Regions from separate parts of the Mus musculus genome. Here regions 1 and 3 are each linked to region 2. The links are chromatin loops, found by intact Hi-C in ENCODE. Cell type or tissue: left cerebral cortex. All regions are shown on one strand.

Region 1 (5,000 bases), 67 kb after region 2:
AGGCCTCACCCCAGTGCCAGATGGACCGTATGATTGTCCAAGAGATGTACAAGGAATTCCCGGACCTGGGAGAGGTTCCCAGCTAGCACTTCTCTTTACTCCCTTCTCTGCAGCCCTGGGAGGGTGCAGAGAACTCAGGGGCTTGGCTCTAAGGATGTTCTGCACCGACACTGCGAGGTGATAAAAGATTAGAAGGGACCTGAGCCGGGCCCCTTACCTAAAGGAGAGTCAGGGTAAGGGGCCAGATGTAGGATTGGGGACCACAGTCTGGGAACTGTATTGGGGCAGAGGAAATGCGCAAGGCTGAATACCCTCTGTTTGCTGGTAGGCTGCCTCTTCAGCATGCCACCCCCATCCCCCACTCCCATGTGCATACCCAGAGTCCTGCTGCTGCTCCAGGCTGGGCTGCTGCCATCCCTACCTGCTGTCTGGTCTGAGTCTTGACCCTCAGCAAGCCATGTCCTTAGGGTGAGGGAGGCACCTTCTGCCAGCTCTGTTCTTTGCCTTAGCTTTGCAGTGAGTGTTGCTCATGTGCAGCCCTTCCCCCATAGGGACTGCTGTCCCCTGACCCCCTGCTTTCAGCCCCAGAGGCCTTGGCCAGACTGTTGCCTTGAAAGTGGGATCCTAGAGACAGGCCATCCGTCCTGCAGCCCCATGGAACAGGATGATGGTGCTGAGAAAGCCAATGATAGAATCTATTTTCTCTGGAAAAAAAAAAAAGAATAGGCCAAAAGCCATGTGTATTTTCCTATGTACTACAGCTCACCTTCAGAAATAAATTACAGGCACCAGGAGCTGGGCTTCCCTGTATGATGATGCGGGGAGACGACGGGGAGGGTGGCGGGGGCTCAGGACCTCACAGCTCCAGCTTAAACTGCTATCTGCAGCCCAAAGAGGTGATGGTCCTTGACCAGACTGGCCTCCCTGCTGTGCTTCCTCTAGGGCCCAGCGGCAGGCAGCCACGCACCCTGGGACACACCTGTAGGTATCTTTCCCTTTTGGGTTCCATTCTTATCTTCTTGGCCACTGTGGTGCACACCTTTAATGCCAGCACCTGGGAGGCAGAGACAGACAGATACTCATACTCAGCCTAGTTTACATAATTCCAGCCATCCAGGGCTGTACAGTGAGAGCCTGTCTCACTAAAAATACAAGTAAAATAAAGTTGTGGAGTCCCGCAGTTCCAGCTAGTGTCCGGTGCTCCCTTTCTCTCCCCCCCTCCTCCCTCTTACACGATGTGGCCTGAGCCTGAGCCTCACACGTGCTCCCTGCATGGTCTTAGGCCGAGCAGGCACCTCTCCCAGCTCTGCTCTCCCTGAGCATGCTGCTGGCTTGATTACCTTCCTCTTGTTATTTGGTCCACCATGATTCCTCTGTTTTGAAACCTCAGCGGATTTTATAATTTTTATATCCTGGAAGAATATGTTAACCAGGGTGCAGTTAAGTGTGTCTTCCCACTTCATTAGAGGCAGAGACTGATTTAAAGAGAGAGAGAGAGAAAAGCCTGTTCTCTCTCAGATCAGCACAGTAGTTCTACTAAGAGTGGTCAGGGAACAACGAGGGCCCATGGGCAGCAGCAAAGGCTGGTTCTTGAGGCGCTTCTTACTGCAGCTCTGTTCCTCATACAGATCTGCACATGCAGGACTGTAGTAGGCTGCTGAAGGCAGGGACCGGAGAGATGACTTAGCTGGTAAAGTGCTTGCCACCCCAGCATGGAGGCCTGAGTTTAGATTCTCAGCATCCGTGTAGAAAGCCAGGTGTGGTGGCACGCACTTGAGTTTAATCCCCAGGTCCACATGGGAGGCAGAAAGAACCAACTGCAAGTTGTCCTCCACGTGGTGTGCTGTGCTACGTCCCTATGTACACTCAAACACACAAAATAATTAAATGCAATTTAAAGTGGAAGGTGAAGAGATGGCCCAGTGCTTAAGAAAGTAAGAGCACTCACATTCTTGGGGAGGACTCTAGTTCAATTCCACCACCCACATCAGGAGACTCCCAACCCTCCTAATAACTCCTCCAGCTCCAGGAGGTCCAGTGCCCTCTTCTGGCCTTTCCCAGCACTGCACAAACTCAGTAACTACATACACACATGATTAAACATGAAGAAAAAATCTTAAGTAGAGGGGCTGGAGAGGTAGCTCAGCAGTTGGGAGGATCAGCTGCTCTTGAAGATGACTCAGTTCGGTTCTTGGCACCCACCTAGCGGCTTACAATCACCTGTAACTCCACTTCCAAGGGATCTGGTGTCCTGTTTTGACCTCTGCCAGCACCAAACACACATGTAGTGGACATACATCCATGCCAGCGAAAAAATCATACACATGAATATTTTAAAATGTAAATAGAACTTTAAAGGTGCACAAAGCAATAGAGAAAAACACTCGCTACCACCGTCCAGCCCTGCCCCGCATACAGACGCTCACACACAGAATTCACGCAGCAGGCAGGGCAGAGGCTCAACAGTTTCTCAGCAAAGGGAGGCAGGGACATTTCAAAGGAAAACTGAGGTAGAGGGGATCTTGGCAACCTTCCGGGCACTGTCCTTCCTTAGCCATTGGCTCTGTCACCATGCTGAGCTCACAGGCTCTGGGTGAAGGGCCACAGCCTGCTCCCTGCTCTTTGCCCTGAGATAGTTTGCCTCCTCTGTCACATCCAAAGTCAGTGACACTGAGTTCCAGCCACGACTGCTTTCACTTGAGTGCTGCAAGCAGGAAACCATTACTCTCAGGAGATGAGAGAAGACAGAGAAAAGCAGAGGGTTCCCAGGAAGCCGAGGCAGGAGCCCTGGGTGGCATCTGCTGTTTCCTGTGATGCGCACTCTGACTTTGTGGGAAGAGCTGGGCTGCCCTGCGCTTTGAGGGCTGGCTCCTAGATAAACAGTATATAGGTTTATGGAGCCCACCCTCACATTTGCAGGATTATCCAGGGGGTCCAGCATGTTTGTAGAAGATACAGAAGTTCTGGCCAGGGGCGCACATAAATACTGGGTACCGTTCCCAAACATTCCAGGGGTGGGGAGAGCAGGACTCCAAAACCCCCTCAGCAAACGCCCTGCAATAGTTTCACATCATAAAATTGTAGCTTAAAAGGTGGGTTCCTGTGGTTCCTGTCGGGAAGAGGAGTTTGTGAGACAACACCTCTCCAGCTGTTTGGAAGGGTCAATGTGGGATGTGGCTAGGCAGGAGAGAGAATGAGGGACAGAGAACACTTAGCTCTGCCAAGAAAGGACAGTGTTTGGATGGTAGAGAGACGCAAACAGGAGCAGTAGGAATCTGTAGGTTGAGCATTATTTTGAACCAGAAATGGCACCTAACGTGGATGCATAAAGGTCTGGCCCATGTGGGACATGCACTGAACCCCACGCTACTCCTGCACAACTTTTTTTTTGAGGGGTAGAGAGTCCAGCTCTGTCCTCAAAAGACATTGACTGAGGCTGCAATGAGGAGAAATCTGATTATTTTTTCTTTTAATATGTCTGTGTGCGCTGTAGTGTGTGTGAGCACTCGTGTGCAGATGCATATGCAGATAGAGGCCCAAGCCCGGTGGGCGTTTCCCCCATAGCTCCTAGCCTTATTCACTGAAGCAGAGTCTCTCAGTTGAACCCAGAGCTCAGCAATACAGCATGAATAGCAATACCGCTAGTATGCATAGCCAGATGTTTCAAGGATACCCATCTGCCCTCTGAACTTGAGAATTGTGAACAGGCTGTCACATCCATCCAATATTCACGTGGGTGCTGGAGATCTGAACTCTAGTCCTCACACTTATATGAGAAGTGCCTTAGCTGCTGAGCCATCAACCCAGTCTTTCCCCCTTTTAATGGAAGAATAGCACACCATGATAAGTGCAATATTCAAAGACTTGCACCTTTTCATTAGTTTCCTGGCTATTCAATTACTTTCCATTGTAATGCTTATTTAATCATTTATCCATATATCTACTGATTTGTGTATTTTTATAGATTTATTTCTTTATCTTATGTATGTGAGTACACTGTAGCTGCACATAGTTGTGAGCCTTCATGTGGTTGTTGGGAATTGAATCTAGGACCTCTGCTCGCTCCTGTTGACCCCGCTTGCTCTGGTCAGCCCAAAGATTTATTATTATTATATATAAGTATGCTGTAGCTGTTTTCAGACATGCCAGAAGAGGACGTCAGATCTCACTGTGGGTGGTTGTGAGCCACCAGATGGTTTCTGGGATTTGAACTCAGGACCTTTGTAAATGCAGTCAGTGCTTTTACCCGCTGAGCCATCTCACCAGCCCCTGATTTGTGTATTTTTATTGACTTATATATGTATTCAACATGAGTCCTTAAATTTTATACTTATATATAGTCAGTCAGTCTGTCTGTCCGTCCGTCCATCCATCCATCCATCCATCCATCCATCCATCCATCCATCCATCCAATCTATCATCTGTCCATCAAGATCTATGTTACCTTAACATGAATAACTTTCCTATTTCAGTCTTCAAAGAGGCTGAGTCTGTAGGATCACAGGACTGCAGTGGGTTGGTTAATATTCTTTTGTTGTTGTTATTGTTGCTATTGTTATTTGAAACATGGTCTCACTATCTAGCCCTAGCCAACAGGTAACTGATATCTTACTATCTCAGCCCAGTACTGGGACTGCAAGTATGTAACAACACACCTGGCTGGCTCCCTTCTTAATATTGCCACTGAATAAGAATAATTTGTTCACTGGAACTGGGTGTGGTAGCACACACTTTAAATCCCAGCACTCGGGAGGCAGAGGCAGGTGGATCTCTGTGAGTTTGAAGCCAGCCTGGTCTCCAAAGAGAGCTCCAGGACAGCCACCAAGGCTGTCACAAACATAAACCTTGTCTCAAGAAACAAACAAACAAACAAACAAACAAACAAAGCTAATTGTAATGTAGTCCAGTTTATTGATGTTTTTCATTTGTTTGTTTAGTACATTTTTATGTTTTATTAAAAATCATTTCTTTAGCTGGGTGATGGCACACTCCTCTAATCC
Region 2 (5,000 bases):
AGAAGGGTTCTGAGATGTGTGGCAAGGGATTGCTCCACGTGATGAAGATTGAGGCAAGGTGAATCAGCAAGCCGGAGACCCCGAGGAACAGGGGTTTCGTTCTGCTCTGAAGTTCAGAGGCCTGAGAACCAGGACAGTCAGCCGTCGCTCTCATCTGAAGGTCAGCGGGCTTAAGAGTTGTGAAAAGCAAATTCCTCAACATGAGGCTGACAGCAAGAGACAGCATGGGCAAGGCCAAAGGTCAGAAGGAAAATTCTTTCCCACTTGAAGGAAGCAAAGCCAGGGCCCTGCGCATGTTAGAAAAACACTCTACCATTGAGCTGTGTCCCCAGCCTGGCCGAGTCATTTCAGGCTTTCAAACTGAGCTGGTCGCATAAGGCCTTACCACATTAGGCAGGTCAAAGTGATTTATTCCATTTACCAAGTAAAATACTAATCTCATCCAAGTCATATACTCAGGAGAACACCCATAATAATGGTTGACCAATATTCTATAACCCAATCAAGTGGACACACAAAGTGAACTGTAACAGCATGGCATATTGCTGTAGGTAAGATCAAGGGGACCTAGCGTACCCCTTCCCAAAAGATACCAGTGATAGAAACCATCTCCTGTCTGCCGGGATGTCACTCCTTTGTGTTACTATAGCTGAACACGTAAGCATGGTAGCCCACTGTCCTTTGTCTTTCCTAGAGAGCAAAGGAAGCTCACTGGATGGTACCCTCACTAGATAGAGATGCCTGACTATAGAAATGTGCCAAGTGATAGGGACATGAATTACCTACCTAGGTCCCAAGAATCTGATAGCTGGTCCTCTAAAAGCCAAATTGGCCATGCCTCAAGTCTTTAAAAACTGAATGTTTTCTTTTCTGTGGTTGGGGGTGGGGTGGTGTCTGTGTCTCAGTATCATGTCCAAGGTCTTAGTCCTGAAGAGGGCATGTTACATGAAGATTGCTTTTTGTGTATAATGAACCAAGAGGCTAAACATTTATTCTGTCAAATTTGACTTACTCAGGAATCTTAATGACAATAAAATCTTATAACAATAAAATTAGTGCCTTTAATCTCAGCACTTGTTCCAGGACAGCCAGGGCTACACAGAGAAACCCTGTCTTGAAAAACTCAAATAAATAGATAGATAGATAGATAGATAGATAGATAGATAGATAGATAGATAGATAGATGATAGATAGATGCTTGTTATAACACAGAAGGAAATAGGGGCTATTTCGCAAGGCATCATGACAAGTGTAATTTTGGTCCTTTGGAGTTGGTGGGGTTTTTGTTGTTTGTTCCCTTGATTTTCGAGAAGGGGCCTTAGGCTGTAGCCCCTGCTGGGCCTAAACTTGTAACAGTCCTGCCTCAGCCTCCTGGGATCTAGGCATGAGCTGCTCGCTCCCTGCGTCCAGAGGTAAATGGAAAGTTTTGCTGTATCTGTTATCTGTAAAGACAGGTTTGCCTCGTTACAGATTATGGCAGATGGCACACAGCTTCCTTACTGGTTTTGAAAGTGTGGATCCGAGTGTTAGGAACATAAAGGATATCTAATCCTGAATTTGGATGACAATTGCCAAGTTCTGAATTGAAATGTCATATGTTAGATGTGATGTTGTTCGTGGCTTTATTGGACAGATCCTGATGGCCAATTGTGAGTGTCCTTGACACTTTAAGCCAAGGGTTTCAACAGTAATAGTACTGTGGTCCACCAGGGGGTCCTAGAGCCTTTTACCATTGCTGATGGAGTTCATTGCTTGTATTTTTGGACTCCTGTGGACGGCAGCCATGGCTTCCACTTTAAGGTGTCTACTGTCTTAGGCTATGAAGCTAGCTAGCTCCCCCCCCCCACCCTTTTTAAGGTTTTGAGTTTTTTTGAGAAGGTCTTGTGTGTGTGTGTGTGTGTGTGTGTGTGTGTGTGTGTGTGTGTGTGTGTAGCCCTAGTTGTCCTAAAACTTACTCTGTAGAGCAGGCTGGCCCTGAACTCAAAGATCTGCCTGCCTCTGTGCTGGGATTAAAGCCATGGCACTATCGCAGGCCTTTTGCCTCTTAAGTGGTTTAAACACTTAGGCACACAGCGCCTCCTCCTTCTCCCTCCTTTCATGTGATGCCTCTCAGAAGAAGCAAAAGAGAAGACTGGATTGGTAAGAGACACAGACTCCTCAGGAATTCTCGTCCTCGTTTCACATCACTTGAAACTGAAAGACCCACAACGTGAGGACTCCCCCACGTTCTGACTCAGGAGAGGCGACACCCCAAAATCACCCACAAGAAACGGGTCTTGCTGCAAATTGCAAGAGGATTTTTATTCAAGAGCGCTCTCGGGCCCATGGTCATACACCACGCAGGGGTAGAGGACCGTGGCGCCCCGAGTAGCTGGGTAAGGGGGTATTTAAAGGAAGAAACCGAAACTCAAGGAAGTGGGGAGGGCGTTGTTGGAAGATACCAAAGATACCAGTTAAGAGTCACAAGGAAGTGTAAAGTTACAAGAGTCACAAGGAATACCTGGTAATTGTTAACTCTCAAGACAGCTTCTAAGAGCCCCTAACAATAGCACATTTGCATTGCAGGTTCTGGGTGACTTTCTTTGAATGAGCACTCTTTGAACCCAGGAAGCGGGTGGGTCGCTATCTCTTTTATGATTAGCATACCTTTACAAAGGCCACATTCCCAAGCCTGGGCCTAAAGGCCTAGAATTCTGTTTTTACGTTGTTGTACTTTCAAAACTTGACAACGGTTGGCCAGAGATGCGCTTTTGGCCGAAGTTGCTTTCTGTTCAGACAGGTGGCCAAGAATCAAGTTTTCTTGTGGGTGTCCATTTTGTGTGACCTTGAGCTGCAGCTCTGCAGTTTTCCACTTCGGTCAGCAGGGGGCAGGCTATCCCTGACTCCCTTTGGGCTCTTGGCCTTCTATCCTAGAACTGCAGCCAATCCCAAGTGAGAAACTCAATCTCATCCAAGTCTCAAGTCTCCATCAGCCTCCAAATCTCAGCTCAGATCCCAAATGAGAGACAGTTCCCCAGGCAACCACAGCCTCGAGCAGAGCACAGTGGGAAAACGTGTCCCTCAGACCTTGGCGTTTAGGTCACCATCCCAAGCTCCTGGCGGACGCTGCCCAAAGGACAAAAGGGAATTCTGATCTGGGCCTCAGATTGCCCCTCTGGGAAACCACATACTTACCAGAGGGTAGCTATCCGTTCTGCCCTAGCTTGTTTTGTTTTGTTTTGGTTTGGTTTTGGTTTTGGTTTTCGAGACAGGGTTTCTCTGTAGCCCTGGCTGTCCTGGAACTCACTTTGTAGACCAGGCTGGCCTCGAACTCAGAAATCCGCCTGCCTCTGCCTCCCAAGTGCTGGGATTAAAGGCGTGTGCCACCACACCCGGCCTGCCCTAGCTTTGCCTAGACCCTTGCCCTATCAGCTGGTGACTTTAGTAAAGGTTAGTTAGGGTCCAGGGGCTGGTTTGTTTGCTCCTTGTGCTCTGCTCAAGACTGGAATGTTCTGGATCATAGCAAAACCAGCCCCCACTGCCTGATACAGAGTGGACCTTCTAATAGTTAACCAAACAAGCTAGTTTTACTAAATAGAAGGCCAGGCTCAGGGTCAGCAAGAGAACTCAATGGGTAAAGGTTGTCAAACCTAACAAGCTGAATTTAGTTCTCTGCAAGAATTTATTCCTGCAAATTGTCCTCCGACCTTCACTCCCCATCCCTCTGTGTGTGTGTGTGTGTGTGTGTGTGTGTGTGTCATTAACTCATATATCTCTCCCATCCATTCCTATACAAAATTTAAAACCTTAAAAATGTATTTAAAAAAACAACAACGCAAAGGCCTGGCACACAGTGTGAAGGCAGGGGCGCATTGAGAGTGTGGGTGGAATTGGGGCTCACAGACTGGGCATCCATCCAGCACAATGGGAATCTTTCAGCTGGCCCCTCAGGGCTGTGTGCTGCCTGGAAGCACTGGGGACATTGGGGACATTGGGGACACAGTGTGCATGTCTAAGATGTGCTGGGAACCGCCTCCACCCTGGCCCTGTGGAACACTTTTCTTGGTAATTTTCCTGTTTTGTTCTGGGAGAATATCCTAGCGATGATTTACAGCAGCCAGCTCCCTTCCTGAATGACCCATGATCTGTAGCTGTGGAGAGGGATGGGCTCAGAGGAGACACGAATATCACTTCCAGCCCCAGTGAGGACACTGTGTCTCTAGCCTTGAGTTGTGTGTCTGATGCCAGGTACCAGAGACCCAGGGCAGACTTTACACCATGAGGACTGGGAGGAAAGGCACAAATTTAGGAGCATAAAGGGAAGGGGATTCTGATAAATGACAGGTCCCAAGTCAATATTACCTCCTTCCAGGCTCAGATACTAGCAAAGAGGGGTGCTTCTTAAGTCCCCAGATACAGCCAGAAAAGGGCAGAGAGCAGCAGCCTAACACACCAGCCCAGAGACCAGATTTGATCTCACCAGACTCTGAAGATCTCCTTCAGTATCTGCTAGCCATCCTTCTCCAGGGTCCTGAAGGCCACGCGTAACATCTTGTACCCCTACCATGATGCCGCTAATGACCTTATCATGTTTGCAGGGGCAGAAACCAAGCCATGTGCTGCCAGTGTCAGAATCCTCTGTATCTGCTAACGATCCTATAGCTCCTGCTCCAAGACTCGGCCTCCTTCTTGACACCATCCTGGAGACTTGCTTGTGAGTGCCACGCCATTACCCCTGTCACCTCTCACTCTTTCCACACCCTATCCATGCCTCCCCAAAGACTTTTAGTGACAACCAGTGTGTGTGCCAGCTGAGCGATGCGCATCTCTCCGGTTTCCTTCCCCATCCCGATCACTCTCCTCTTGAGCAGCTGCAATAGACAGAAGCCGCAGGGGTCTGGGATCTCCCTTCTCCTTCCCCAAGAACAGGGATGGCTTGGAGTTTTATCGCCACCAGGCTGCAGGGCCATCTTAGACATAGGTGCTCCTCGGTTCTGTCCCCTACTCTCTGTCAACAGCAG
Region 3 (5,000 bases), 55 kb after region 2:
AGAGTGGGGAGTGAGCTTTCTGGCTATTCCAGGACCTGAGAGACTCTTTGTGTCCCCCTACAGCTGTGCTGTCGGGAAGCAGGCCAGTATGGCTAGGTGTTGGCCTCTGCAGCCTGGAGCTGATAGACAGTGGCCCCTGTGACCCCCTCCCCCCCCCCCCCCCCCGCCTCCAGCCTGAGCCGGCCCCAGACGTGCTCAGAGCCTTTTATTTATTTTAACTGTTTCTTCAACATTCCACATTTGATGATGCAGATACCTCTTTCTTCCCTGAGTGTAAATGTTCTAATACAGATGTTTTGTTTATTGTATACAGTGCTGCTGTCGTTCTTTCTAAGCATGCAGACTCCTCCCAGCCTGCAGAAGCCTTGCCTTGTGGTCTCCTAGGCCTGGCACCCACTCATTACAAAGACTTGGCTTTGTCTAAAGTGTCCCAGTCTAGCACTACTTAGTCAGGTCACTGTGGTTTGTGCTGGCTTGGTCTCTACCACCCTTACACAAAAGTACAATTGGTATAGGCTTTCCCATGGCCCTGTGCAGCATAAGGAGAAGCTGGACAACAGGTGCTCCAACCCTTGTTTGGGTCCAGCTTTTTATTTCTCCTTGGTAACTGGCAGCAAGAAATTAATTGGCTGGCCATAGTAATTCAGATATCCTGGACCCCATGGTGGGGTTTCAAGTAGCCACAAGTCTCTGGTCTGTTGGTAGCCATGGACAGTCTTGGCTTCAACACCTGCTACCACTCCTACTCAGCAGTCCCATAATCACACCAGCTTCATCCTTTACAAAGACCAGTCAGCATAGCTCCAAAGAGCTACCACTACTTTGTGCCTGAAAGCTTCTGTAAGTGTGTGTGTGTGTGTGTGTGTGTGTGTGTGTGTGTGTGTGTGTGCACTGCCAAAAATTGGCAGAAACATTTGATAAAGCCAGGGTCTGGATATCAAGTTCTTGTCTTGGCTGAGCCTTCTGGCAGCTCCCCACATCCCACTGGGCCTACCTCCACCATGCCTAAAAATAGATTAGCGAAGTCTAGGTGTAGTCTGGCTCATCTAAGTACTCAGGCAGAGGGAGTTGGATTGCTGTTAGTTTCAGGCCAGTTGGTGCTGCTAGTGTGACCTTGTCTTTAGGGGGAAAAAGCCAGGTGTGGTGGCACCTGCCCTAAGTCCCAGCATTTGGGAGGCAAAGGCAGATGGATCATTGGATTTAAGGCCAGCCTGGTCTACATGGTTCCAGAACAGCCAAAACTACACAGTGAGACCTTGCCTTGGAACATTGTCTGATGGTGTGTATATCCTGTGCTCCTTAGATTAGTGGAGAGTATGCAAGGATCCTTTAGGCCTTCTTCACTACGACCGAGGGATGCCAAGGATTTCAAAGATGTGGATGGCTAGGCTGAATATTAAACTGAAGGTCAGGGATGCTTTTTCTTTCTTTGAGACGGATTCTTACTATGAAGCCCAGGCTGGTCTTGATCTTGGCTTTCTACAGCTCTGCCTCCTGGATGCTGGGATCATGCCACCATTCAGAACTCAAAACATGCTTTTTAAACCTCATGTGTTCAGTCCCTACCCTATCAGCCTTCTGCCCTAACCATTTTTTTTCCCCAGTGCCATTTGTGATGTTGGGGCAGGACAGGGTTGGTAACAGACAGCCTTTTAAAACAGGAGATGCATGTATACACGCAGTTTGATTCGTTATGAGTAAATATGACCTTAGGTCATAGACTTAAATCCTTTTGTAACAACAAAAATGGCAAAAGGATAGTCATTGACAAGTTGGGGCGTGGTCCAGAAGGGAGTGTTCAAATAGAACAGATGCAAGACTCAAGATAGGAAAGAAGCCAGTATATATGAAGGGAGTGTATATGTGGTGGGTAGCAAAGATGCATTCTGGACAGTACAACCTGGTTTTGTCCCTTGCCCTCCACACTTGTCCACCACCTCAGCGACAGAGTAGGGACTTTGTACTAAGGCACTGTGAGGCCTAGATGCGCTGGGGAGACCCCTCCCCAGAAAGAACTTCCAAATGTCTGATCAGGATTCCTCAAAGCAAAACACCATATCCCCGTCCCCAGGGACGCACTGGCTATAAGCATCCTTCATCAGGAGGTGGGAAGGAACGCAGCGCTTGCACCTGAGCTGGGAAAGGAGGAGGAAAGCCAGGGAGAGGGAGTTAGGACCCTAAGTCAGCTGACTGGAGTCTGAGGCCTGAAGGAACTGGAGACTCCCACCCCGCCCCGCCAAACCTCTCTCGGCCGCGAGGGGGCGCGGCGCTCCAATACTGGAGCCGACTCGCTCCTGGGGCGGGGTTCCGGCGGTCGCGCATGCGCACGCGCGGCGTGTCACGGGGCGGGGCGGGGCAAGCGCCGGGCGGCGCGGCACTCAGGGCCTGGCTTCCCGGCACCGCAACCTTCGTCGCGTACCCAGCCCCGGCGCTTCGCGGCCCGGCCCGGCCCGGCCTCATGTACCGCGCGCTGTATGCGTTCCGCTCCGCGGAGCCGAACGCCATGGCGTTCGCTGCAGGCGAGACCTTCCTGGTGCTGGAGCGCAGCAGCACGCACTGGTGGTTAGCAGCACGGGCGCGCAGTGGCGAGACCGGGTACGTGCCGCCTGCCTACCTGCATCGCCTGCAGGTGAGTGTGTCCCTCCGTCCCAGGCCTCTCGACCGAACCCCTTCACCAGCACGCAGAACCGATCCAGGAAGCTCAGTCAGATTCTTCGGGACTTCTACCAGACAAGGAGGTTGAGACTCTGACCTTAAGTCCCAAGAGCCGTAAGGACTGAGACCCCTCCGGAAGGGCCGTCAACACCCACCCGAGACTAGGCCTTTGACATTTAACCGCAGGCCCGTGAAAAGCTTAATTCTGGAACAGGGACTCTCTGTCATCGATAATCAGAGCCTCCATCTGCATTGAATTCTCGAGCTGGATCCAGAGACTTCCAGTCCATTCATTATCCAAGTCCCTTAGACCTCCAAACCCTATTCGTTCCCCTTTCCTGAATCCCTAGGATGCCCATCTCCCATCAATCTGTAGCCTCCACCTTTAACTGTAAAGATCACCGTGCCCACCACTGACTGTGCCACCTCATACACCACCTGTTTCCTCAACCACCCTCCAGGTTCTTAGTCCCCACCCCACCCACACACTTGGACCCCAGAGCCACAGGCATTCCTGTCCCTTATGCGAGTCCCAATTCCTGTAGTATCTCTGTATCCCGAACCCGCCCACCTATCAAGCTCTCCCCAAGGACAATTCCCCAACCCTTCAGGAACCAAGGCCCCTGGCCCCTGCTGATAGACAAGGTTCCCTGGCACAGCCCCCACTTCTCCCAAGCCTCCACTCCTGACTTCTCTGGTTTCCTTCCTCTGAAATCTGGGCGCTCCATCCTGGAATGGGAGCTGTCCACACTGTGAGGAAGTGAGCCTCCTTCATGGTTTCCCGTTCTGAAGATGGCCTGGTCCCCTTCCAGTGGAGCCTGCTCCAGTTCCTGTTTGCTCAAGAGTAGTCCTGCTGCAGTGTCTCCAGCTAGCCTATTCTGACTGCAGGAGGAAGGGGACCCAGGGCAGTCTGGGCTATTCCAGACTCATAGTCCCTAGCTATGGAAACATCCTGTCCCAGCCCAGTTAAGGACAGAAATACTGTGATAAATTTGGAAATGTCATCTGGTCTTGCTAAAGACGAGGGACCCTTGGTTCTAGGGTCCTCCTCACAGACTCTCAGTCTCCTCTAGAGGTGTTCAGGTGAGAAAAATCTAAACTGTGTCACACCCAGCTCAGCTTTTTGAGCACCCAGGTCTCTTTGGAGACTTTGAGGAAGCCCTGCCTCTTTGTCAGGCCCTGTGGAGCCTCTGCTCTAGCCAGGGTCAGTGGGGCTGGAGGGTTTGGGAAGGAAAGATCTTTCTCGGATCACTTCCTGTTTCTTTCGTCATACCCCTAGTCTCAGTTCCCCCGACTGCGAATTTCTGTCTCATTTTTACTCCACCTGGTGTTTGCCCTTCTTTTTCAAAACTTTCCCTTTCTGTCGCTGTTGCTGTCTCTCCCTGCCCCGCCCACACACCTTCTGCCATCTGAAGGACTTTGCTGACCCCTATATTTATTTGGCCCTATCCAGGGAAGCCTCTTAAACTCACTCCGGAACTAAACACGGTGACTTATGTGTACAGTCTGAGGCTTCGGGAAGAGTACCTTGAGCTCCAGGCCAGCCCTGGGCCACATAGCCACTTCCAAACCAGCTTGAGCTGCAGAGATTCTCATCTCAAAAGACCAGCCACCCAGCCAACTAAAACAAACGGGACTGTACCCTAATGTGTGCTTAGGTCTGTTCTGGGGTTCCTGTCCCGCAGCTGGCCAACCCCACCGCTGTAATCCACACCTCCCTCCATGCCAGACAGTGGGGTAGAACGGACTCCTGGGTTACTGAGGACGGCCACACAGGCAGGAATCAGGCCAGTCTCTCAAGTCCCTCCTTTGTCAGAAGCAGAGTGCCTTCCCAAAGGTGGTCTGAAAAAGTGGCGGGACAGCTTGGGAGGGTGGAAGGAAGGGAGGTCCTTTTGACCCGTTTTTACCTCCCAGCGCTTGGGAAGGTCCCTGTGGGTGGGAAGGTCCCTGTGGGGACAGGGCTGTTTTGGAGTGTGACCTTGGCTTTGTGAAGGAGCAGCATCCAGAGTGACTGATTAGGGATCCCAGACATGAGAGTCTTCCCTTTTGGCATCTCATGCTGGGCTCTGAGCCAAGCCCAGGGAGAGACTAGGTTTGGACTCCTGGTCCCAATCTGGGATTCCTATGGTTTCTCTCTATAGGTTTTTAGAATTGTCTTTGCCGAGAGCCTGTGTATGCAAGCCCCTAAATGTAAACTATAAAATACCATCACAGAGTCCCAGGTAACACGATTTGACCACTTCATTCTGTATTCCATTTTGGCTGTCTTCTAGTGTCCAGAATTCTAGGCTAGTTCCAGATTGGGCTGGGTCTGGGCTGACCAATCCCACTTGGCACCCAGGTCT

What was found. A loop is a pair of places that touch in the nucleus more often than their neighbours do. Peaks named below come from ENCODE experiments on the same cell type or tissue, not always from the same donor. Only the 100,000 strongest peaks of a DNase experiment are listed, where the experiment ranks them.
Region 1: a loop joins it to region 2, with 7 times the contacts of the local background. A loop is called at or near these places in 20 of 42 quality-filtered maps.
Region 3: it touches region 2 in a loop (2.8-fold over the local background); 19 of 42 quality-filtered maps call a loop at or near these places.

What each region holds. Positions count from the first base shown.
Region 1 is chr9:108,817,660-108,822,659 of GRCm38, forward strand. It overlaps Nckipsd (NCK interacting protein with SH3 domain), which reads left to right. Exons shown (of 13, transcript NM_030729.4): 13 at 1-707. The coding sequence ends at 86. Among named protein-coding and RNA genes, the nearest start is that of Celsr3, 5.9 kb to the right of the region's middle. In left cerebral cortex, a CTCF peak has its summit at 2,046 (motif pointing left); a DNase peak (open chromatin) is centred at 2,037.
Region 2 is chr9:108,750,624-108,755,623 of GRCm38, forward strand. No RefSeq gene overlaps it. Among named protein-coding and RNA genes, the nearest start is that of Gm24259, 14 kb to the left of the region's middle. In left cerebral cortex, a CTCF peak has its summit at 2,858 (motif pointing right); DNase peaks (open chromatin) are centred at 2,148, 2,915 and 3,929; H3K27ac peaks cover 281 bases.
Region 3 is chr9:108,806,026-108,811,025 of GRCm38, forward strand. It overlaps Ip6k2 (inositol hexaphosphate kinase 2), which reads left to right. Exons shown (of 6, transcript NM_001379600.1): 6 at 1-308. The coding sequence ends at 14. It overlaps Nckipsd (NCK interacting protein with SH3 domain), which reads left to right and starts at 2,355. Exons shown (of 13, transcript NM_030729.4): 1 at 2,355-2,629. The coding sequence starts at 2,459. In left cerebral cortex, a CTCF peak has its summit at 2,257 (motif pointing right); DNase peaks (open chromatin) are centred at 1,045, 2,310 and 3,292; H3K4me3 peaks cover 1,531 bases; H3K27ac peaks cover 1,242 bases.